Regions from separate parts of the Mus musculus genome. Here regions 2 and 3 are each linked to region 1. A link is a loop called in an ENCODE intact Hi-C map of the cell type or tissue named here. Cell type or tissue: left cerebral cortex. All regions are shown on one strand.

Region 1 (8,000 bases):
CTGTCTGAATGTATGTTTATATATATGTGCATATATATATATATGTGTACATATGTGTTTATGTATTGTGTATATCCACAAGTATTCGTATGTATATATGCATTTGTGTATACATATTTTTGTATATCTATGTGCTTGTTTATAGGTGTGTATATATGCATATAGGTATATGTATATTTGCATCTGTGTGTGTTTGGTGCAAAATGGGGACAACCAGGATGCTTTGCTGAGGCTTATGCAATGAGTTAAAAGTAGACAGAGACATGACAAGGATAGTATACATTTGAAGGAAGAGTGAGGTTCAATATGGTCAGATCTGAGGGAATGTTTCTTAATACAGGTGTTATGGTTTGCATGTAAAATATCTCCCACAGCCTCATGTCTTTGAACAGTTGGCCCCTAGATGGTTGTGCTATTTGGAAAGTTGGTAAAACCTAGAGGACATAGTCTTGCTGTAAGAAGAGGGTCACTGGGTGGGGTCTGTGAAGCATTATAGCTGGGCTTCTCTCATTTACTCTGTTATTTGACTATGAATGTAATGTGACAAACTTCTCCTGCTCCTGCCACCATGCCTCTTCTGCCTGATGCCCTGTATTCTCTGTCATGATGGAGTATATCCCTTCAGAACTATGAAACAAAATAAACCCTGTCTCCCTTCAGTTGTTCCCTGCAGGGCATTTTATTACAGCAACAAAACAGCAACTAAGTGGCTGTGTTTTACAGCTGTCTCCCAGTATGCTAAATGTTCCACCCAGAAAATGATAGTTGTGATATCTAGTCATCAAGAGATATGAACACAAGTCTGATACCATTTCTAAAGACCTATGTAAAGGACAGGGTTGTGAGACTGGGTTAAACATAGTAAGAGTGACTTCATTCGGTGCCATTACCACAGCTACATGAACCATTGCAATATCTGTTTTGCAGAAAAAGAAAAAATACAAAGGGCTCAACTTCTAGATCCATGGCCCCACCTAGAAATTTATAGTAAGGAAAATATGGTGAGGGTCAGAGAATAGAAGATTACTAAAAAATAACATTAAGGGGAAGAACACTGGAACTAAACCTACCTAAAAGCAATCTTACTGAGGGCAGTCCCAGCAATTAGATGCTTTTTCAGGAATGCTGAGGGCATCAATCTGATCAGGTATCAGTGATACTCAGATAATAAAGGTGATCTGATATAAGAGACCAGAGAGTTGATGGGCTCTTGTTAACTAAATTTAAAAGCAATTTTACTAAAACTGAATTTTATGAGGAAATACTACCAATAAGTATAGCGGATAATTTAAGAACATAATGAGAAACATATTAAACATAGGCTGGAGCTATGGATCAGTTGATAGAGTGGTGGACTAGCATGCAAAAGGCCCTGCAATTCATAAACTAATTTTGTAGATGGATACCTGTAGTCCCAGACCTGAGATATGGATGCAGAATGATTAGAAGTTCAGGGTAAGTATGGATTATATAGTAGTGAGTTTGAGGCTAATCTAGGGTACATGAGACCCTGCCTCAAAACAAAATAAATCAAACAATGCAACCTCTAGTTAAAGTGTTTAACTGAAGCATCTTTTTGTCATCATTTGGAAGGTACCAACCTCCTGATGTGAGAGAGTCTAGAAAGGCCTGTTGAGGGGATATTGGTATCTTGGTAGTATACCACTTGGTAGTATTTCACTGGAAACTACTAGAGTCTCAGAGTGTGAAATGACAGAATTTAATTAAGAGTGCCTAAGATAATACGAAAGCTACTTTTTCTCTGACTATAAAGGAGTGGACAGGTTGGACATGCAGAGAAGAAGGTATTGCAATGATCCTCCAAAGTGAAAGACAGCAAATTATTCTGACTTAACTACAAATGTACTTCATGGAGCAAGACAAGCGATTAGATACAGGGTTCCAGGGGAAGAGAGAATCAGGAAGGGGAGAGACTTCAGGGAAGAGCTTAGAGTTCAACCTTGAGTCTGAGTGTTGCAGCTGTGTAGCCTACTAGGACAACTTTGGCTTCCAGTACCTACTAAGAGCTGCCACTGCCAAATGAATGTAAGGGACAGTATCTGAAAGAATTTTTTTTAATTTTGATTGTTTTAATTGGTTAGGGTCTGAAGTATACCTGTCTGACCTCAAACTTCCTATGTAACCTTGAACTTCTGCTCCTCCTGCCTTTACTGCCTGAGTTCTGAGACTACTGACTTTGGCCACCACACTGTGTGTGGTGCTGTGGACAGAATCCAGGGATTTGTGTATGCTAATCAAGTATTCTACCAACTAATCCCCAACCCAGCCCTTAAGGCTATCCTTTGTCTTTGAAACAATTGTTCCTTTAATAAGTTTACACAACCCTTAAATTACCCTTAGCCATTTCTTCTTCTCTTCCTCTTTGTTTCTTTTTAATTTTTTCTTTCCTCTATTTTTTAAAGACAGTTAACAGTTAGCTGTCATCATGTGAGGGCAGGCCAACTCCTAAATTGAGATTAGCCCGTTCATTTAGTGCAGGGACTGAGCTTTTAAATAAAATATTAGGTAATGGATGTACCAGGAACAAACTAAAAAAGATGCCAGCTTTTCTTACTGATTTCAGTTTTATCCTCTAGTGTCTCCCACTGAAAGAAAGTCATGAGGCCACATGACCCAGCACTGTGGGGCCAGAACTGGGCTTTGCTCTTCAGGGCTCCAAATTGTTCCCTTAAGTAAACTGAATTACACCACAAGCCGGTCTCATCACTGAAGGCTGCACAAGAGCTTCTTGTACCTTTTTAAAAGGCAGAAAGTGCCACATAGCCTTTCAAAGTGCTAACAGCCTGCTTCCTACAGCCATCTGCATTGGCAGACCCTGAGAAGCAGAGCAGGGCAGACCCAGATGGAGCAGAGCAGACCCGGGGGTGGGGGACAGTGTGTGGGAACTGGTGAAGGCAAATTCTGTCCACGTGGGAGCCAAGCCCAGTCCAAAGAGATTTCTATCACATGTTTTCTTTCCTTTGCCTGTGTTGACACATTTCTTTCTGAAAGCAGCCAGAGATTTTAATGGGTGTTTTCATAGAGTGAGTTCCTGACCCCTCCCGGTTCAACACTAGGGAGCTTTAAACAGGATGGAAAATGAACACAAACAGGAATATGTTGGGAAGATACAGTAGGGAAGAATTCTGTGGCTCCCTGTGCCAGTACAAATGCCTGCTTAATTAGAAAAATCAATCTTGGCTGTCCAGGTGACAGATAGGAATCCTCTTTTGGAGGTGAGAAAGTCCAGTCATGGTGAGATAATTTTTTCCCATTACTAAAGGCAGCCTAATGTATGTCTCTAAGCAGTTTGGCTTAGAAGAACTTGTTAAAAACCACCACATTCCTCCTCCCGTTAATTGAATCTTGGTGAAGCGGGGGAGGGAGAACGGGGCAGCTTGCATTAAAAAAAAAAAAAAAAAAAAAAAACCTCTTTAAAGATACCCAAGTTCTGAGAGATGATTTCATAACTGTTATCAAAGGAATGGCAGTGTTTTGATAAGGACCAGAATGGAAACTGTCTGTCCATGCTTATAAAACACTAACTTGAGAGGTTTTGCCTTGCTAGAGAAAATGATTGAAGATGTTGAGTCATCTGCTCTCTGTGACAGACTAGAGGTCTAGGATTCTCTCTGGATGGATAAGGAAACAGCAGCCCACAGGGCTGGTGCACTGGCAACCAAATCCGAATGAGTGTGCTTGCTTGGATGTCCTTTCTCAGGTGCCTTCTGCTTTTTGCTTGAGATGGGAGCACTCATTTGTCTAGTAATTTCCAAGTAGGCAAAACTAATTGTTCAGTGAGCTGGGTATCTACCTTCCACTATATCTCCTTTCACCATTCACTGCTGAAGTAAAAAATGTACACTCTACACCCATTTTATATGGTTTTCTTATATGGGTTCTGGGGATCTGCTTTGCCAGTTGATTCTGGGATTTCAGAGTTTAGCCTGATCACAGCTGCATGTATAGTGACTCCAAGAGCCAGAGAGTAAAGTTGTCTCTCCCCCAGGTCTCTCTGTATGTCCCAGACACCTCGTGGATTCTTTAAAGGAGGCTATGATGGCACCTGAGCTGGCTGTTTTCTTTCCTACTACAGTGTGGGTTTCTGTGACAGCCTTGGATCTCTTTGAGTAGTTGGTTTAAGCTCCATCCAAGACACAAGGTTCACAGCACGTGGCAGTGGAGCCATACTTTCCTGCTTCTGGACTGATTTGCCTCCAGTCTGAAATGTAAAACACCTGTTTTAGCTGTGGCTCCACTTCTGTTTTCTTGGTTTTATTTATTTATTTCTTGGGCTTCCATAATCCTGCCTTTGTAGCTTTTTCTCCCAGGGTGGTTTCTACTGAGGGTTCTTTCTGAGAGAAAAAGCCCCTAATAAAATGCCCAATGCAAAACTATCCTTTGAAGAAATTTAGAAAGCTCCTTGGCTTTAAAAAGAACAAATACAAACCAAACCTGGAAACAAACAGACCAATGCTTCCAAAAAGCCTACCCTCATTGCTTAGAAGGTCTTTCCATGGATTTTTTTTTGTTTCTTTGCCTTCAATATCTCAATTGTTCACTGTGATTCCAGTGATTCCAGGCCTTCCCCCAACCTACACTGGCCAAATATACTTGAGCTAAAGAAAAAAAAAATGTTCTCTGGTTTCATTGAAATCTTGCTAGTCAGTCGTCACGTGGATATTCACATGTGGATTCCATCTGTGGTGTTGAATCATTTCTGGAGAGCCCACAGCTGAGACGGAGCTCATTCATGACGTGAAGCCTGTGGTCCTTATCCCTCTCTATTTTAGGAAGCCAACTGAGTACAGACAGGAGAGGAAACTGGATACTGTCTACCAGGGAATGGTTGGTTAGATTATGAAGCATCTTAAGGTGTCTCTGTTTTCATTTTAGGCATTCGCTTCAGCTTAAAGCATTTATTATTTGATGATACAGGTTTTAAAATAAATCCTTGAAGCGGGACCCAGAGAAGATAGCAGCCTTTATTCAGTTACCCCCACCAAGGGGAGGTGGACGTATAGAAAATGTCTGGCTCTTAAAGGATCCGTGTGTTGTCTTCTTTGGGACACCCATGAGGTCTGGATGAGGTCTGAAGGTCAGTGGGGTGGTTTAAATGGAAAAGACAGAACGACAAAAGATGACCAGGATGACAGAGATTGTCCACGAAACACTGTGTATGTTTAAAGGAGCTAAAGGGATCTGCAACCCTATCGGTGGAACAACATTATGAACTAACCAGTACCCCGGAGCTCTTGTCTCTAGCTGCATATGTATCAAAAGATGGCCTAGTCGGCCATCACTGGAAAGAGAGGCCCATTGGACTTGCAAACTTTATATGCCCCAGTACAGGGGAACTCCAGGGCCAAAAAGTGGGAGTGGGTGGGTGGGTGGGGGGGAGGGTATAGGGGACTTTTGGGATAGCATTGGAAATGTAAATGAGGAAAATACCTAATTAAAAAAAAAGTGTAAAATTCCAAGGAGAAGAATACAACTCTGTGTGAGCACCGTGGACTTCTATCACTGCTTGTGTGGATGGAGCCAAAGGTTTGGGGAGAGTATGATGTTTCCTAAGCCAATATCAAAACTCCATTTCCTTAGTAACCCTGAGGAATCATCTAATGGTTCTTTCTGATGAAAGAAAATCTGAGACTTATCTTGTGTAGGAAATATTTGCTAACATCTCTAAAGCTGGCAGAAGACCCTTTTGTTAAATTGGAATTCTCTCCATCTGTGGTTCTCACCCTTACGTGTGTCTACCATATACTGCAAGCATGTACTACACACACACACACACACACACACACCCCAGATAAGTACTTCCAGATAATATTCATCAGTTTTCTGTTTACTCCTTAGTTGTAGCTTAACGATAGACTTCTGTTGAATTAAGTCATTCCAGGTAACAATTGTACATTTAAAGATTCAGACAACTTTTCTTTAGAGAATTTTGTTTCTTAAAACTTTGGTTGATATCACACTGACGAATGTAGGCTATTCCTGAAAAATAAAATGAGGGCTAAACAGCCCACAGCATCACCCATCTACAAAAAACACAGTCCTTCTTCCCTTCATCAATTACATTTATAGTTTTTTTGTGTGCCTAACTTGAAAAATTACAAAGGCAGCTCATGAGCATGCCATATGTTAAGTACAGTTATAGATGACATGTGATTTTATGTTTATTTCTTCAGTTACTCTCTTCTTAACACCAATGAATGTAGTAGCACAGATAACCCTGCACCGTCCTACAGATAAGCAGATATATTAGTAATCTATCTATCCATCCATCTATCTGCCTACCTACCTATCATCTGTCTGTCTGTCTAGATATAGATATAAGCAAAGAGATATTAGTGACATATTCAGTGCCATACAGAGACATTGATAGGGTTTGATTTACCATTACTGGGTTCGAAAGCCCCCTTTTCACTTATACTATACCACATTGTGTTTCTTAGTTACTTTTACAGACTATTTGTCTCTTTTGGCAAAATAAGTATAAGAAGTAAAGTCACTTATAGGGTCAAGTAGATCCATAAATAGCTACAACTGACAGATTTCACTGTGGATAGATGGCAGTTTGGGCTAGGGTGAGCTCCATTTTCAGTGTCCCTCTTGTCCATATTTGGGTAGGCTTAGCATGGGGTGGGATGGGAGGACTCATTTGGCTTGCTGTGAATCCTAATTATTCTTTGCTTCATTTTAAAAAGTATTTATTTCTGTTTGTGTGTAAGTGTATGCATGTGCACTTGAGTGTAAGAGTCCATGGATGCCCAAAGAGGGCATCAGCTTGACATAGTTTGAACTAAACTTACTTTCCTCTCCTAATGCTCCTATACCTATTCAATTAAACACTTTTTATTTCATATTTTTATTTATTTATACTTAACTCATCAAAATGCCTTTTGGCAACATGAACGTCTACTCCAGAAGATTGTTAGACTGGTGAGGTGCTTTTGATACACTTTAGTTCCATATCTGCGAAATAACGTTCTATTCAGAGAGAGCCATAGCTCTCAAAAAGCTTCCGGTAAGTTCAAAGCTCCACTTAGGATGGCTACAAGTGGCTGAGTTCAGAACAATGCTTGGGTATAAGTCACTGCTTGCCAAAAGTTCCAGAAAGACATTGGTGGAAAAAGGCTGCTGGGCTGCCAGAACAGCAGGCTTTAATGTCTGCTACACAGCCATACTGAGCTTCTTGGTAGACAGTTCTGATTAGCAAAATCTATAGTGATATGACAAAAACAAAAAACACTCCGTGAGCTCTAAAACATGGCAGAACTCTCAAGAGTTGACTACAGAAAAATTAATAGCAACAAAATAATTGATTGTATTGAAAACATGTCGAGGATTATCTGTATATGTATGTGTAAAATATTATTGACATATGAAATATATTTTAAATATATTTCCTATAAATAAATTTTCTACAAGCAAAAGAAATACAAGAAACATGAGGAAACATGAAGCATGCAGATATACACAAGTATGAGGTGTAAAACACCAAGCCTTGAGAACAGTCAAGTGTAAAATGAGATATAATTTTTAGGTTAGCAATTTGGAAAAAACATTTAAGATAAGAAATTATACCAAGTATTTTTGTATAACTTCTTAGGAAATGTATACACTGGAACAATTTAAACACAATTAATAATGCTAGCCAACATTACGCAAAAAGACCAGGGCCTTTTGACATAATAATTTCACTTCTAGGAATGCATCCAAAGTTGTGAATAGAGCTTTGTGTGCAAAGGTATTTATTATATTACTCTTTTGAACAGTGAATATAAAAAGTAAATTAAGGTATAATCCATGGAATGTTGTCCAGTATCATTATTTACCAAGTTTGATGTCATACACTGATATAAATGGGGGGAAAAGAAAAAAACAAAAATTATGATTACAAGATTTTTAAAAGATATTTATTTATTTATTTATTATGTATATGAGTATACTGTCACTCTCTTCAGACACATCAGAAGATGGCATCAGATTGC
Region 2 (8,000 bases), 85 kb before region 1:
TTTGATGCTCAGCACACACATCTGTTATCCGAGCACTCAGGAGATAGGTAGGGACAGACTGATCAGAAGTTCAGGGCCACTCTCAGCTACACAAAGAGTTTTAGATTTCCTCTCTCAAAATATAATATAAAAATGTCAGTTTGAATGCATGGTTATTAGTTTTATGATTTGATTAAAATAATCTCGTTTATTTTTCTGTTCAACAGAGAGGAAAGTTTATTTTAAAAAACCACAGTCTTTCACGTACATTTTTTTCTCCTTTAATTTTTTAAAAAAAGATTATATGCATGAGTGCTTTGGCTGTATGAATGTCTATGTACAAGTTATGTGCCTTGTGCCTGAGGAGGCCAGAAGTGACCATCAAATTCCCTGGATCTGCAATTACAGATGGTTGTGAGTCTCCCTTATGGGTCCTGGAACTGAACATCTCTGCAATGGTAGCAAGAGATGTTAACCACTGAACCATCTCTTTAGCTCTGATGCACTCCTCTTCACGTTCTTGATGACTGTAAACTGAATGTACAGTCTGCATATTCACACACACACACACACACACACACACACACACACACACACACACATACACACACACACAAACACACACACAATCAACTCAAGACACCAGCTATTCTCAATCAAGAAAATATTGAATAGAAATAAAAGTTATTAGAGTATTGTAAAATTAATAGTGACTGTCTTTTTCCTTTACAGACATTTATTCTAATTTGAACTTATTTTCTTCCTTTCCTTCCCAAATATTGGGATTATAGGTATGCACCACAGTGCCTGGTTTATAAGGTCCTTGGACTTGAACTAAGGGCCTGGTACATGCTAGGTACTCTATCAGCTGAGCTATATCCACACTATCCCCAATTTGAACTTCCAAGATGAAAAAGGTATGATATTATATTAATCAAAATATAACAAAAGTATATTTCCAGAAGTTTTTTTTTTTAATTAAAGTAACGCTATGTCTCAAAGCTGTGAATAAGCTGCTTATTGTGAATTTTTCTTTATATTTTTCTAAGTTCTTCTAGAGCTGTTACTGTCCATGTGACCCCAGGAGATTGAAGGCCATACCACATTTAATCAGTAGTCTTGTTTTGCCAGAGGGAGAAGAGATTGGTTGTACCCTGACTAAAATGCTCCATCTGTTACAGTGGCCTTCACAGTCTAGTCTCTGTCAACTCACCTGCCACACACACCATTCCAGTTATTAGAAAAGAAGTTTAGAAAATCAGCAGTCACTCCCTAGATAGATATCTTTTAAAAGGCTGTTCCTGACCCTTCTCTCCCTGAGGAGCTGTTGGCAGTTAAGAACTCTGAGGGGGAGAGGAGCCATTTTCTCCAGTGCTGCAGCCACTGGTTAGATGGCTGTGCTCCAGTAAATAACATCCCATCCATACTCTTGCATAAAAATCCTGATTATACTCAGTGGATCACACACAAAAACGATGATACCTGGAGTGAATCTGATCAAATTATACTATATGCATCAGACAATCCTTAAAGGAAACCAGTGTCATTCACCTGGTTGACCTGATTCAATGCTCTTTCTCACCAGCACCTGCTTTGCTGATGACACCAGGACCCTTTCTAGGTCCTCACCACCCCACCCCACCCCTGCTGTCCTGTGTGGCTACTTGCACCCTCACAGAGTGAAACTAGGAGGTGGTTCTTTGTGAATCACTTTTCTGTGTCCTCCAGTCTGTCCTGTGGTGAGTTTCCTTGCTGGGTGTGACCTACTGACCTACTGCTTGCAGATCACTTTCCTTGAACACTCCAGGGTGTCCTGAATGAATGGGGCCCTGGGTTAGAACAAGCTGAGATGACCAGTTGTCTCACAGAGACGGTTCTGGAATTCATGGCTTATTTTCTGAAAGATAAGAAAGAACAAGTGTCTGGCTGAAGTTTCATTGTGCTGTGTGGAGATGGAGTGTCATCTGATTGCCCACTGAAGTCCAGTGTTAGTGAGAAGCATCAGACTACTCAAGGAGATGGGGGATGCTGAAGACTGCAGAAGGAAAGGACCAGTAGGAATTGGGTTGTGGAGAGCAGTCTGGGCTCTGGGGGACATGCCTGTAATAGAGCTCCACCCCTGACCTCCACATCACAGAAGCCTTTGAGTAAGGCTTTAAGTTTGCATCTGAAAATCTTTAGCTCAGTTCTTAGCTTTCTTTATCTCTTTCGAGAAATAAATTTTCTAGACCTCTGTCCTCTCATTTGTAACCAAATATATTGGGCCAAAATGCTCTTAATTCTAAAGTTCTGTGGTATGTAAGTTTTTTGAAAAGTCCATAAAAGTGACTCATTAGCTAATATAGAACTGAATTGTGTGGCCACAAAGAAAATCTTTTTGTTTGTGTTTTTGAGACAGGATTCCAGTATGGACCCCTAGCTGGGATTCACTATGTAGATCTCAAGTGAGCTGCCACTTTCCTGCCTTCTGCCTCCCACGCTCTAGGATACACAGGCATGATCACTCATGCCTGGGCAAAAATAGATTTTAAACTCTCTCTCTCTCTCTCTCTCTCTCTCTCTCTCTCTCTCTCTCTCTCTCTCTCTCTCTCTCCAAAGATAAAAACAAACCAAAAGCACAGAGTGGATTTAGACACATCCTTCCTACTCAGGCGTGTTGAGGCTGTAGCTCTGGGCACAGAGGAGTGAATAGGTCAGGGCATTTCCCTGAAGCGTGGACAGACAATCTTCCACTGCTCCCTCCCTCCATCTCCATGTTCCTTGTCAGGATCTAAAAGTCAGACTGGGAGCTCACCTTTCAGGGCTGCTTCCTACACCCAAATACTCCCTAAAACCAAGAGCCTTTCCACCCTCAGCCTTGTCAAATCTTTGGCCAATTAATTAGTCCCTAACCCATTAGACCCGAACCTCACATGATGCTTTCTTCAGACAGAGTCAGGGTTCTAAAAAACTGCCCAAGCTTGAGTCTTCCTTGTATCTCTTAGTCCCCTTTCCTTAAGGATGAGGCTGCCACTGCCCCACTGTTCTGGAAGCTCATAGTATTGGCTGCTCAATTCTTTGGAAACCCAGCACAGCTTCCCCTCCCCCCAGCTGCCTTGGCAACAAAGATGAAAAAGGTTCTCAGAACAGTCCACAGCCAAGAAGGGCTCTCTGGGAGACGCTCTTCTGACAGAACCAGGCTGTTAAGACAGAGTCTATTTTCTTCATGCTTAAAATACATTGCTGTGTGTGTGAGCTGCCTCCGGGTTTGGGTGACAAGTTCTCCTATTTTTGTCACATTGCCCTGGTTTCACTGCTCTCCCACCACCCAGTGTCCTGAGAAGTCCTTCTGAGTGACAAAATGTCCCCTTTAATAAATCAAACCGTCCATGTGGGGATCACACCACTTGAAATAAGACCCTGTGGAATGTGGGCAAGCCAAGCTGTTGCTGGCACTGCAGCAGCCCCTGAGCTGGAATCTCCAGCACACATGCTTTGATTTAATTGGCCTAATGAGTCTGGGCTGGATGTGACCACATGATCAATCAGGTTCTAGTTATGAGATGTTGAAAAATGGGATTACAGTAGAGAAAAGGCTTTTGGCAAATTGACTACAGCCAGGAAGCTGAGAAGGCTTGATTTAACAATCGAATCGTTTTCCCTTTATTTTTGTCCCATCCCTTGCATGCTGATAAATCACAACAAAACTGAGGTGGGTGCCTTACTTGTATGTATTATTCATCTTGCAAGTCCCTGCTCTGTTTTGATCTAAAAATGCTTTTGTTTTTCAAACGCAATAGGTTTTGTCTTGTGTGACACTAAAAACAAAACAAAACAAAACAAAACAACAACCTCCCCACCCCAAAAAAAAAAAAAAAACCAATGAAGGTTTGCTGTCTAGAACAATGAAATGCCCTTATTAGAATCTTGTTGTCCTTGTAATAGACTGGGGAAGGGAGATAAGTGTATTTTGTATAGACGTGTACATATATGAAATCATTAGTTTGAACACTTACCTGCAAGTTTAGTTACTTATCAACCCCAGTCATTTCATTACTGTTTATATAATGAGGCCCTTGATGGGCTAGCAAGATTCTGGCATGTGGGTCCCCTCCCCCCATGTTTTTCTGTGCTTGCTCAAGGGAGGAAGGCCTTGAGTCATTTCAGGACAGAGGCTCCTTGAGCAGACATTGTTCCACTGTGGGAAATTAAGGGAACTTGGCAAGCATGGTTGGTTTTCTTCTTGACTCGTTAGGCCTGAGGGAAACACAGGTATCAGTGGCATACGGCATTCTGCTAGTCATCTCTAAAAATCTCTACAGAGAATTTTTACTTGTTATTTAACTGATCTTTGGTCAAACTTGTAAGATTGAAACAAATTTACTCAACTTTGGGAACTGGTTAACTTCTTACTGTTTAAATACATAAAGTTTTTTCCTTCATTTCCTTTGTAATGTGGGTGAGAGGTTTTATTTTATTTTAGTTCTTGCCCTGGAGCTTCCTTTCAACATTAGTGGGAATAGAGAATCTTAAATTTCTAGAATATTCTGAGCAAAGGCACTCTACTGCCGAAAGGACATTTTCATATGCCACACTACACTGTTTTTGTACATCTTGGCCCAGGGAAGTTCTTAATCACTCTGCTGTCAAGGAGCATATGGTTTGGATCTAGGCTCCACCCCTCATTAGCAGGTTTTCATGAATGAGATGGTAACCAAAGACCACTGCATAAGTCATGATGCAATGTGTCTGGCAGAGCTGAAGGTGTCCTAAAGAGATACCCATGTCTCTCTATGACTATCAAACCACTGGAACAGGAACCCTAAGAAATGGGAATTTCCCCACAGTAGGAGAACAAAACATGCCAGCCGGACTGGAAACTTAGCTCTCTGAAAGAATGAAACCCTTGCAACTAGGCTGAAACCACACCTTGACAAGACATAGGACAGCCTGTCCATAGCCATTTGTTTATCTCATTTCAGGATGATGAGGGAGAGTTTCACTGGATCTCTTCATCCCTCTTTCGCAAGTGGCCAGTTTAAATATACCTCTCTTTCTCTTTGCTTTTATTATCAATGTTATTGTTATTAATTTTTTGGCTCTTTTAATTGGTTATTGAAGGTGGACAGTTGAACTAGATTTGTTAGTGTATAGGCTGTGATCTTAAAGGCTAGTAATGGTGACTTCTGAGAAACTTCAGAAGTCATCTTCGTATGCAAACTGTCCATCTTCTTTGGAGTAAGTCAAACCCTAGATATCCGACTCACAAATCCTTGCTTTTCCTATGACACACAGCTGGGAAAGCATCTCCCATCATCCTCAGTAAAGCGATGAACATGCTAGATTCACTTTTGTGTTTCCTATTATATCCTATTATTATTGACATCACTTTTATTTTTAAAACTTTTACATTTATTTGTGTGTGTATGTGTGTGTGTGTGTGTAAACATACCATGGTGCACATGTAAGGTCAGAGTACAGCTTATGGAAGTTGGTTCTCTCCTTTTACTATGTAAGTTCCTGGAATTGAACTTAGTCATAAGGTTTGGCTTCAAGTACTCTTATTTACTGAACCATCTCAGTTGCTTTTATTATTTCTTCTTATTCTCCTCCTCTTCTTCACTCTCTTTAGCTTCTCTTCAACTACTGAGTAAGTTATGAGACTTTTATTTTTAATTTTTTTTGAGATAGCATCTTGTCATCCAGGTTGGCCTCAAGTTTTCTGCTTAGCCAATGGTGGCTTTGGATTTCTGTACCTCTCAAATGCTGGGATCACATGAGCATGACCATGTTCAGCTTTCTGAACTTGTAAAATACACTTCTGGTCATAGAAGCTGGAATAGACGTTGACATCTATAACTGTGTTCTTTCCTCCCTCCCTCTTTCTCTCCCTCTCAACTTCCTCCTTCTTTCCATTAAAAAAAACAAAAAGAAAAAAAAAACCTATTCCTTTTCTTTCTAAAAGCACTAAACAGTCCTGCCTATGTCTTCTTATTTGTGTACAGGTTCAAAGTTCCTCTGAAGGGCAGTTGTGCTCTATATTAAATACTTAAAGCCGGGAGAATTGGTTGTGGCTGACTGTTACAGAGAAGCAGTCTATCTTGGAGGGGAAGGCATTGCTCCTAAGCAGCTTAGTCCATGGGGCAGGTCAGCAAGCAGCAGTGGGGTGAGTGATGCCCCCGCCCAGCTGGCTTATTCCTTTTGCTCTTTTTATTCATTCCACAATTTAACCCCCTGGGATGACATTCAGCATGGGACTCCCTCTTCAATTAATTATCTCTGGAAACACCTTACAGCTGCACTCACAAGAGTGCCATCCAGGTGACTCTAAGGCCAGTCAAGTTGAAAATGAGGACTAACTCTCAGTAGTAGGCTTTGTGGTTCATATGGAATGTAAGTAGCTCAACTGGCTCACTTCTAGAAAGCCATATTTCACTTTAGGACTGGCCAAAGTAAATGGTGTATTCTGTATTCCCAGCATACTTTCAGCATATGTTTAAAAGACAAGTGTTGTAGCACCTCCACATCTCAGTGTGCCTGAGTTCAAAGGCAAGGAAGTATTAGAACAAAGTCCTTTTCGATGGTGGAAATTTCAACATAGTAAGAAATGGTAGGAGTGTGGTCTATGTGTGAGTGTCTCTCATCTAGCCTTATCATGTCACACCTCTTTATTTATGCACTTATTTATTAATTTGGTTATTTTGAACAATCACAGTGCAAGACATTATTTAGACACTGAGAAAAACACACAGATAGCTCAGTGCCCATCTAATTTCTGTTTCAGCAGACTGCTTTTCTTGGGACTCAGACGATACAAGGAGAGATTCTCAGCCTAGCCTCCCTCTTGGGAGGTTCCTTTGCACTAAGAAGTCCATCTGGGGAGCAGGATAAAACTTTAAGAGAAATAGGTATCATTCATGTTTATCCATAGTTACATCTTCGCCTATGTGGCTAAAGGATGGTCCAACCTATCTGTGCAGCCCATATAGAGTATTGCCTGTGTACAGGCAAACTTGCTAGGCATCCCTGAGTCAGGAAGATGGTGTGCTTATCAGGCTTTATCTCCATGCTTCCACACTGCCTGGGACTCCAAGGGTAATGGGATCTACAGAAGACTTGGTGCTCATTCCTGACCCACACGTTTCTGCTCCACCTTCACTATGCTTCTAAGTTGTTCTCAAGGCAAAATATCCTTCTGAGTTATTGCAATGATTTTATCCGAAGGACAGAGTTCATTTCATCTGTACTCTGGGTCCTAAAACTAGCAAAGTGCCTTGTGCCTTCCTTTGTGGAATAAATTAATAACGCAGAGGTATACGGAGGGGGTGCAGAGTGATGCTAAAATGAATCCCCTTCATTTTATAACTCTGTCCTTCTGTTCTCAGCCATAAATAAACTTGGACCTTGGAAGATACAGAGATATAGCAAAGATGGATGAGTAACAAGGGAAATACTCCCTCTAACTCAGATTCTGTGTTAGCTTCTGTTAGCTTCTCACGAAGCAATGAACTAAGTACTGCTTGGTGCTCTTCAGCCGTGTCTGACAAGGTGAGACAAACAAGGTGCTGGGAAGATCACTCTTTTGGTAAAATGCTTGCCTAACAAGTGTGGGGGCCTAGTTTTATCCTTAGAACCCACATTTTAAAAGGCAGATATGGTAGCACAGCCTTGTAATTCAATTGCTGGGGAGGAGGACACAGGTTGCTGGAGCTTTTTCTACAACCAGACTAGGTTTTCGGCAACCTCCAGGTTCAGTGAAAGATTCTAGCTCAAAAATAGAGTAGATGACTCCTCAGGAATGATACCTGAGGTTGACCTATATGTTTCACATGCATGTGCACACATGTGAATAAACAACTGCACAGCATAGCCAGAAAGTTGTGTATAAAAATATAGTATAGGAATAGAAAGCCTTTCAAGGTCCCAAGGAGGGAAGTTTGATTAATTACACACACATATACTTTGAGAGTCAAAATAATTAAAATTATTATTGTTGTTGTTGTGTGAGTATATGATGTATGTATGACAGATGGAGTGAGGAG
Region 3 (8,000 bases), 460 kb after region 1:
CATAGAGTTTATATTTCTGGGTCTGGGTCACCTTTATTCAATATAAATTTTTCTAAGTCTATCTGCTTAAAAATTTCATAGTTTCATTGTTCTATTTCACCGTGCACATGTGCCACATTTTTATTATTGTTCATCTGAAGATGGAAATTTTTTTTAGGTTGTTTCCATTTTCTCTGTACTGCCAATAGAATGGTAATGGATGTAGCTGAACATGAATCTGGGGAGCATGATGTATGATGTCTAGCTGGGTTACATCATAGATTTAGTTTTAGTTTGTTGTTGTTGTTGATGTTTTTGGTTTGTTTGTTTTTTCTTGTTTACCTTTTAGGCTTTTTTGTTTACTGTTGTTGCTTTGAATATGCTTGGCCTAGTGAGAGGGCCAAACATCTATTATGAGGTATGGCCTTGTACACGTGGCCTTATCGGAGGAAGTGTGTCATGTGTGGGTAGGCTTTGAGACCCTCCTCATAACTGCCTGCAAGATAGTCTTCTTCTGTTTGCCTTTGTAATAAGATGTAGAACTCTCAGCTCCTTTTCTAGTACCACGTCTGCCTGGATGCTACCATGTTTCCTACCATGATAATAATCGACTGAACCTCTGAACCTGTAAGCCATCATCAACTAAACGTGTAAGAGTTCCCTTAGTCATTGTGTCTCTTCTCAGCATTAGAAACCACAACTAAGACATTTAGTCTTCTACATTGACATTGACTTCCACATTTCTTCCAACAGTGGATAAGGGTTCTTCTTACTCTACAACCTCACCAGCATCTATTGTCCACTGTTTGTTGATCTTAGACATTTTGACTGGAGTAAAATGAAATGTCAAAATTGTCTTAATATACATTTCCCTAATTGTTATGGATGACAAACACTTTTCAAAATATTTCTTAGCTCTTTTTTTTTTTCTTGGATCGAGAACTCCCTGTTTGGATCTGAGTTTTCTTGACTCTGTTGAATAGTCTGTTTTATATTCTAGATAATAATCTTCTGTCAGATGTATTGCTGGCAAATAATTTTTTTGCCATTTTGGAAGTTCCTTCTTTATTTGACTGATTGTTTTCTTAGCTGTGAAGAAACTTTGTTTGCCTCTCAGAGATTGAAGGTTACCCTTTTCTGAAAACACTGCACACCTAGGACACTATACTCATGGATGATGATACAACCTGAATCTAACCTGAAAGCCAATAGGTTATTGTGGTCTGGTTTCCATGATTCCATAAAATACTATGCATGAAGCAATAGAGAAAAGAAATTTACAGTCTTATCCAGCTGTGAAATCTGTGAACCACAGCATGATCAGCATAGAATGATGGACATAAAGTTGCACTAAAAAGCCCTCACATTTTAGTGTTACCAATGGTTGGACTTAAGATCTACTCAACAAGAGGGAAATCATGTGTGGCATTAGGAATTCAGCCAATTTCCTAGGGCTAGTAATATCACGCTCCTAGAAAAGAATCTATTACTGTTACTTTGCTATACCAGAATAATTCTTATCTTTATTCTAAATCTCAGATAAGGTTAGCTACCAACCCTGATCAAAGAAACTTCACTTTCTAGCATGTTGAGTCCATCACAGAAAACCACAAATAGAAAGAATGCAAAGATCAACAGATGATGGGTAGTTCACCCTAATGAGTTTGTGTGTGTGTATATGGCTCAGTAAACATTGAGGAAGAGGGAGGGGAAAGCATGTAAGAGGCAGAATATCAGGATGTGTGCTGGAAGCAGACTTTCTAGGAATGGAATAAATAAGAATGAATCAATGGCAATAACAATAGACATGCTAACATGGAAGGGAAATTTCATGGGATCTTACTCGTAAATCAATAACTACAGGCAACTAATGACTTCTGAGAAAAGTAGAACTAGCTGCTCCAAGAGATGAGCCTCCCTATAGGTTGTTCAAAAAAAGTTGTCAGGCTTGAAATCATGTGCATACATAAAACAAAAATGGACTTAGTATGCTATCTTTATGTATTCATACATGCATAGACACACACACACACACACACCACCACCACCACCACCACCACCACCACCACCACTAACAACAACAACAACAACAATGAAAGAAATAAACCTACCCATTTGTGAGTGGGAGTATTGAAAGAAGGGCCTATATGAACATAGTGGAGCACAGAAATGCCAAGTCTGCTTCAATAGCTCCTGAAACTTTTTATTATACATTTAAAAATTAAATACCTACATTTATTATTTGATAAAAAAATAAAAAAGAAAGAAGGGCCTAGAGAGAAAAGAGAAAGGGTGAGAGTGGCATAATTCTACTGTATGTAAAAATCTTAAGAAAGCAAAATATAAATAAAATAAATGAATTTTAAAACTCATAAAATAACTATCAGGGCTGGGAGTCTAATTCAATAGATACAGTACTTGTCTGTCTTATGGGAAACTTATGATTTATTGTCATAACCACAGACTAATTTTGTATCAAGTTGTTCTAAATACAAGATACTTTTTCTGAAGTCAAGTCTTCATGAAAGCCCCAGCTGCATAAGCTGCAGAAGAAATTCTATAGGGATGGTTTGTGTGAAACACAGGTGCTGAGAATTCTGAGTAGCTCTGTGTGCTTTTGAGAGACAGTTACAGAAAATGTCACACATTTGACATTGTGGAATCATGAACAGGAGTGCTGTGCCAAATCCATCAACTACATGATTGTGACTGCAAGAGACAGATCGTATCTCTGGAACCAAGTGCCAAAAAGAACAGAGGTCTACAAAAATAAAGCTGTTTTTCCAGGAAAAGATGAGCCATTTTTCTATCCTAAACTCATGATTTCAAATACAAACAGAAATGCTCATTTACACAGTAATTTGGAATCCTGCACATGTTCTCTCTATTCTTATTTCCTTACCATTTTTAACGGAGGGGTCTGAAGTGGGGGAGGGGTATTGAGACTTTAACAGGAAGTTCCAGACAGATTTTAAAGCAGTGACTACACAATTTAGGAGAGTAAATAATATATTTTATACAATGGAAATAGTTAATTTCTTAGGACGGATTTCCAGAATTCCCATCCAGCAATCCATGTGCAACATAATGTGAGGAGTATTTAAATACAATAAAATAATTTCAACAGGCATGAAATATGTTGACTTTCCTGTTTTTCTTGGAGCACACTCACTAACTAATACACTTTGCACCCATCACTTTTACTTTGTATCAAATACTTATTGTCTGAAGTGATAATGGGTAAGGGAACCACAGAATAGAGTATTGCTGTGAGCTCCTGATACATGGTGAATTGCTGTACACTCCATCATAGCACTGTTAGCCAAGATTCCTGTGTTCAGTGCAGAGCTCATTGCAGGAAGCACACACTGCCCCCACATTGCATTTTTGTCTAACAGACATTCTATAGAGGGTGATAAAAATGGAAGCCTTTCTTGTTTTGTTCAAAAAGAAGGGAAATGGAACATGATGGATATAGTTTTCATAATATCACTCTACAGGCATACTTTTAAGACTCATGTTTGAATGCCTGCTTATTATTTCTTTAGTGAAAATATATTAAGATAATAGACAATCTGAGACAAAAATGAAAAAGTATTTGCATATTTGTCTCAATTGTCAGAGATACAATTTTACTTCAGATAAAATTAAAATCTTCTGGGGTGGCTAGGTAGGTGGGTGGGGCAAAATCTATTTCATAAACATACTATAGATTAATCAAGAAAGAATGGATCAAAAAAAAGTATGATTTTTTCCCACAAAGCAGGATTAACAAAATAAGCAAGTCTGGATTTGTGATTACTTTAAAGCACATTCCTATTCAACACAGCAGGGAGGGGTTTGCTCCGTGGAGACATTTACATGAGCACTGTGAGAGAGCCTAGGTAGACATCATTCCCTACAGAAAACAAGGAGGACATGGCTATACAGAGACAAATGCATGTACAATTTGAAATTCTGAAAATGTAAAAATGTTTATAGTTATTCTTCATTGTCAATAGTACCAACATCTGCACATGCTAAAGACTGATATGGAATGTGATATTTGTCTCCAACCTATGCATACTCTTCTGCATGCTTTAAATCATTTCAACATTGCATATGATACCTATTTCAATGAAAATGCTGGGTGAATACACTGTTTAGTATAGGGATACTGGCCTGAAGATCATTTATTTTGTATTGTGTATGCACCATGAGTGAAAGTTATTTTCAAACCAGTTGCGAATTCCAAAGACTGAATACATACATACATTGACTGTGATTATTCAAAACAGCCTCAGGTGTTTGAACACTTGGTCCCCACTGGTAATGCTGTTTTAGAACCTTCAGGAGTTGTTGACTCACTGGAAGAAGAAAGTCACCATTGGGTTTGAAGCCTTTGGGATCTTTAGCCTAACCCACTTCTTTTTCACTCTGGTTCCTGAGGGCAGATGCAGTGTGACCAGGTCAGCTCTTGCTCATATTGCCATTTTTCCTGCCTATTATTTGCTAACCAGAGTCCCACAGTTTTATATATCTCTTCCATTTTTGGTCTAAATGTGACAGTTGTAGTAATTATAGAAAGTTTTGAAGTAAATTAACTCATTTAGCTTGATTACCCCTAACAGTGGCAAATCTCTAACAAAAATGAACCCTTTATCCTTCTATTCTACTTTGCCTGGTAAGTGGGTGGTGGGTTTTGACTCTTGAAAAGACAATCTCGACAGATTCCCCCACATACAAAAAAGAACCTTCACTTTCTAAAGCCACTCCTTTCCTTGTCAGTTTTTCATTATCCTGTTACTGCAGGCAAAATGTTATTGTGCATTGTGCAATTCAAATGCTGATTTCTAGGCCCCCATATCTGGTTGCAATTCTTATAAAGTATCACCTAATTCAATATTGTGCAAGCTTTGCTCTCCATTTATTCTGATTTGTCAATGAAAGCTGCTTAGTCATTGTCTGGGTAGGGGAGAAAATAGGGCAGGACTTCCTCCCAGCCAGGGGAGGAGCAGAAGAGAGAGGAAGTCGAGATAAGTCATGGGTAGAAGAGACCCCAAGAAAACACCTGGAGCAGATTAGTACTAAAATGCAAGTATCGCAGGGATTTTGGCTGGGAGATAGTCAGATTATTTTAGAGTATTAAAAAAGAGTAATACTTCCCAGTTGTTGTGCCTTAAAGTTTGATAAACAAATATAATAGTGCAGTCTCAATTGTATGGGAGGTAGAGAAAAAGGAAAACGATAAGAACTCTTATTAAAAAGCCATGAACATGGCCCTTTCATCACCATGTCTTCCTTGCCATGATGAAGTAACAATGCAGCTTGATGATAAACAAGAATAAATGTCTCTTTCCTTATATTGTTTCTTGTCAGTGGTTTGGTCTCAACAAGAAGAAAAGCAACACACACACACACACACACACACACACACACATATATATATATATATATATATAAAACACATACATACACACATGTATATATGTATATACATATGCACATACATGTAATACACCTAATATGTAATACACCTAGTCTTAAAAATTACCAGAACTTTAGTTAAATGGGATCTTCACAGCATTTGATCCTAAAGAATAGATATCCCAATGTTGTAAATTGAACTTTCTCACTGAACTGTAGACAGCTAATTTGAACATGTTATAGAAAAAAAAATCCTCAGCTGTAAAAAAATATAGCCATTTGGACTTCAACTGCACAATTCTTCTTGGTTTCTTATTATAACTGTGTTTAAATATTTCCTGCCTTGTGAGGAGCCGCCCTCACATTTGCCATTATAAGATGGCACTGACAGCTGTGTTCTAAGTGGTAAACATAGTCTGCACACATGCAGGGGCAGTTTTCCCACCATGTGTTCTGCCTTTCCCGTGATGACAACTGGGCCGATGGGCTGCAGCCAATCAGGGAGTAATACATCCTAGGTGGAGGATAATTCTCCTTAAAAAGGGATGGGGTTTCGCCATTTGCGGGCTTGCTCTCTTGCTTGCTCTCTTGCACTCTGGCTCCTGAAGATGTAAGCAATAAAGCTTTGCCGCAGAAGATTCTGGTTTGTTGCGTCTTTCCTGGCCGGTCGTGAGAACGCGTCTAATAACAATTGGTGCCGAAACCCGGGACGAGAAAAAACTCGGGACTGGCGCAAGGAAGATCCCTCATTCCAGAACCAGAACTGCGGGTCGCGGTAATAAAGGTTCCCGTAAAGCAGACTGTTAAGAAGGATTCAACTGTATGAATTCAGAACTTTTCAGCTGGGGAACGAGAGTACCAGTGAGTACAGCTTTACGAGGTAAGTCTGATCTTGAACTTTCTAAGGAAATTCAAGACAGTCTATCAGAAGTAAAGTGGAATATGTTTGGCCTTGAATTTTTTCTAGTGTTAAAAGCCCTTTTGTTCCTTTTCACATGTTATCAAGTGGTTAAGGCAGGGCGGATTCTAGAGGAAATTCAGGACAAGCTATCAGAAGTAAAGCGGGGAGAGAGAGTAGGAGCAAAGAGAAAACATGGTGCACAAAATAAGTATACAGGCCTTTCCAAGGGTCTTGAACCCGAGGAAAAGTTAAGGTCAGGTAGGAATACCTGGAGAGAGATTAGAAGGAAAAGAGGGAAAAGGGAAAAGAAGAAAGATCAATTAGCGGAGGTCTCTAGGAGAAGGAGCCTGTGCTCATCGCTGGATGGGCTCGGGGAGCTAGTTCTTAGTAGCTCTGAATCAGATAAAAAATTTAGCTTCTCTGAAGAAACAGACTTGGAGGAGGAAACAGCTCGTTATGAGAGAGAAAAGTGCCAGCCAGATAAAATGCGAGCTAATCGGTCAAGGAAAAAGCCAAAAGCGGCTGGCAAAGGCCAGCTTGCTGCTTGGCCTCCTGGCAGTCAGCTTCAAGGTCATAGTGCACCTCCACCCTATGCTGAGCCCCCGCCCTGCGTAGTGCATCAGCCCTGCGCAGAGAGGCAATGGACAGAGAGGCAATGCACAGACTCGTTCATTCCAAAGGAGGAACAAAGGAAAATACAACAGGCATTTCCGGTCTTTGAAGGAGCCGAGGGTGGGCGTGTCCACGCTCCGGTAGCGTATATACAGATTAAAGAGCTTGCCGAGTCGGTCCGTAACTATGGAGTCAGTGCTAATTTCACTATAGCACAAGTGGAAAGGCTTGCGAATCACGCTATGACTCCTGGTGATTGGCAAACGGTTGTAAAAGCCGCTCTCCCTAGTATGGGCAAATATATGGAATGGAGAGCTCTTTGGTATGAAGCTGCACAAGCGCAGGCCCGAGCAAACGCAGCTGCTTTGACTCCAGAGCAGAGAGATTGGACTTTTGACTTGTTAACGGGTCAGGGAGCTTATTCTGCTGATCAAACAAACTACCATTGGGGAGCTTATGCCCAGATTTCTTCCACGGCTATTAGGGCCTGGAAGGCGCTCTCTCGAGCAGGTGAAACCACTGGTCAGTTAACAAAGATAATCCAGGGACCTCAGGAATCCTTCTCAGATTTTGTGGCCAGAATGACAGAGGCAGCAGAGCGTATTTTTGGAGAGTCAGAGCAAGCTGCGCCTCTGATAAAACAGCTAATCTATGAGCAAGCCACAAAGGAGTGCCGAGCAGCCATAGCCCCAAGAAAGAACAAAGGTTTACAAGACTGGCTCAGGGTTTGTCGGGAGCTTGGGGGACCTCTCACCAATGCAGGCTTAGCGGCTGCCATCCTTCAATCCCAAAAATGCTCCATGGGCAGAAATAATCAGAGGACATGTTTTAACTGCAGGAAGCCTGGGCATCTTAAGAAAGATTGCAGAGCTCCAGATAAACAGGGAGGGACTCTCACTCTTTGCTCTAAGTGTGGCAAGGGTTATCATAGAGCTGACCAGTGTCGCTCTGTGAGGGATATAAAGGGCAGAATTCTTCCCCCACCTGATAGTCAATCAACTGATGTGCCAAAAAACGGGTCATCGGGCCCTCGGTCCCAGGGCCCTCAAAGATATGGGAACCGGTTTGTCAGGACCCAGGAAGCAGTCAGAGAGGCGACCCA

Evidence for each region. Hi-C counts contacts between places; a loop is a spot of excess contacts. Peaks named below come from ENCODE experiments on the same cell type or tissue, not always from the same donor. Only the 100,000 strongest peaks of a DNase experiment are listed, where the experiment ranks them.
Region 2: it touches region 1 in a loop (4-fold over the local background); 4 of 42 quality-filtered maps call a loop at or near these places.
Region 3: a loop joins it to region 1, with 4 times the contacts of the local background. A loop is called at or near these places in 2 of 42 quality-filtered maps.

What each region holds. Positions count from the first base shown.
Region 1 is chr3:21,474,261-21,482,260 of GRCm38, reverse strand. All of the region lies in intron 1 of Gm31610 (a long non-coding RNA gene), which reads left to right. Among named protein-coding and RNA genes, the nearest start is that of Gm31610, 11 kb to the left of the region's middle. In left cerebral cortex, no CTCF peak of the experiment used is centred here; DNase peaks (open chromatin) are centred at 2,872, 3,617 and 4,707; H3K27ac peaks cover 2,268 bases.
Region 2 is chr3:21,559,745-21,567,744 of GRCm38, reverse strand. No RefSeq gene overlaps it. Among named protein-coding and RNA genes, the nearest start is that of Gm31610, 74 kb to the right of the region's middle. In left cerebral cortex, no CTCF peak of the experiment used is centred here; DNase peaks (open chromatin) are centred at 3,159, 4,146, 4,620, 7,319 and 1 more place; H3K27ac peaks cover 2,439 bases.
Region 3 is chr3:21,015,821-21,023,820 of GRCm38, reverse strand. No RefSeq gene overlaps it. Among named protein-coding and RNA genes, the nearest start is that of Gm31552, 200 kb to the right of the region's middle. In left cerebral cortex, no CTCF peak of the experiment used is centred here; DNase peaks (open chromatin) are centred at 2,666, 3,323, 3,807 and 5,715; H3K27ac peaks cover 1,918 bases.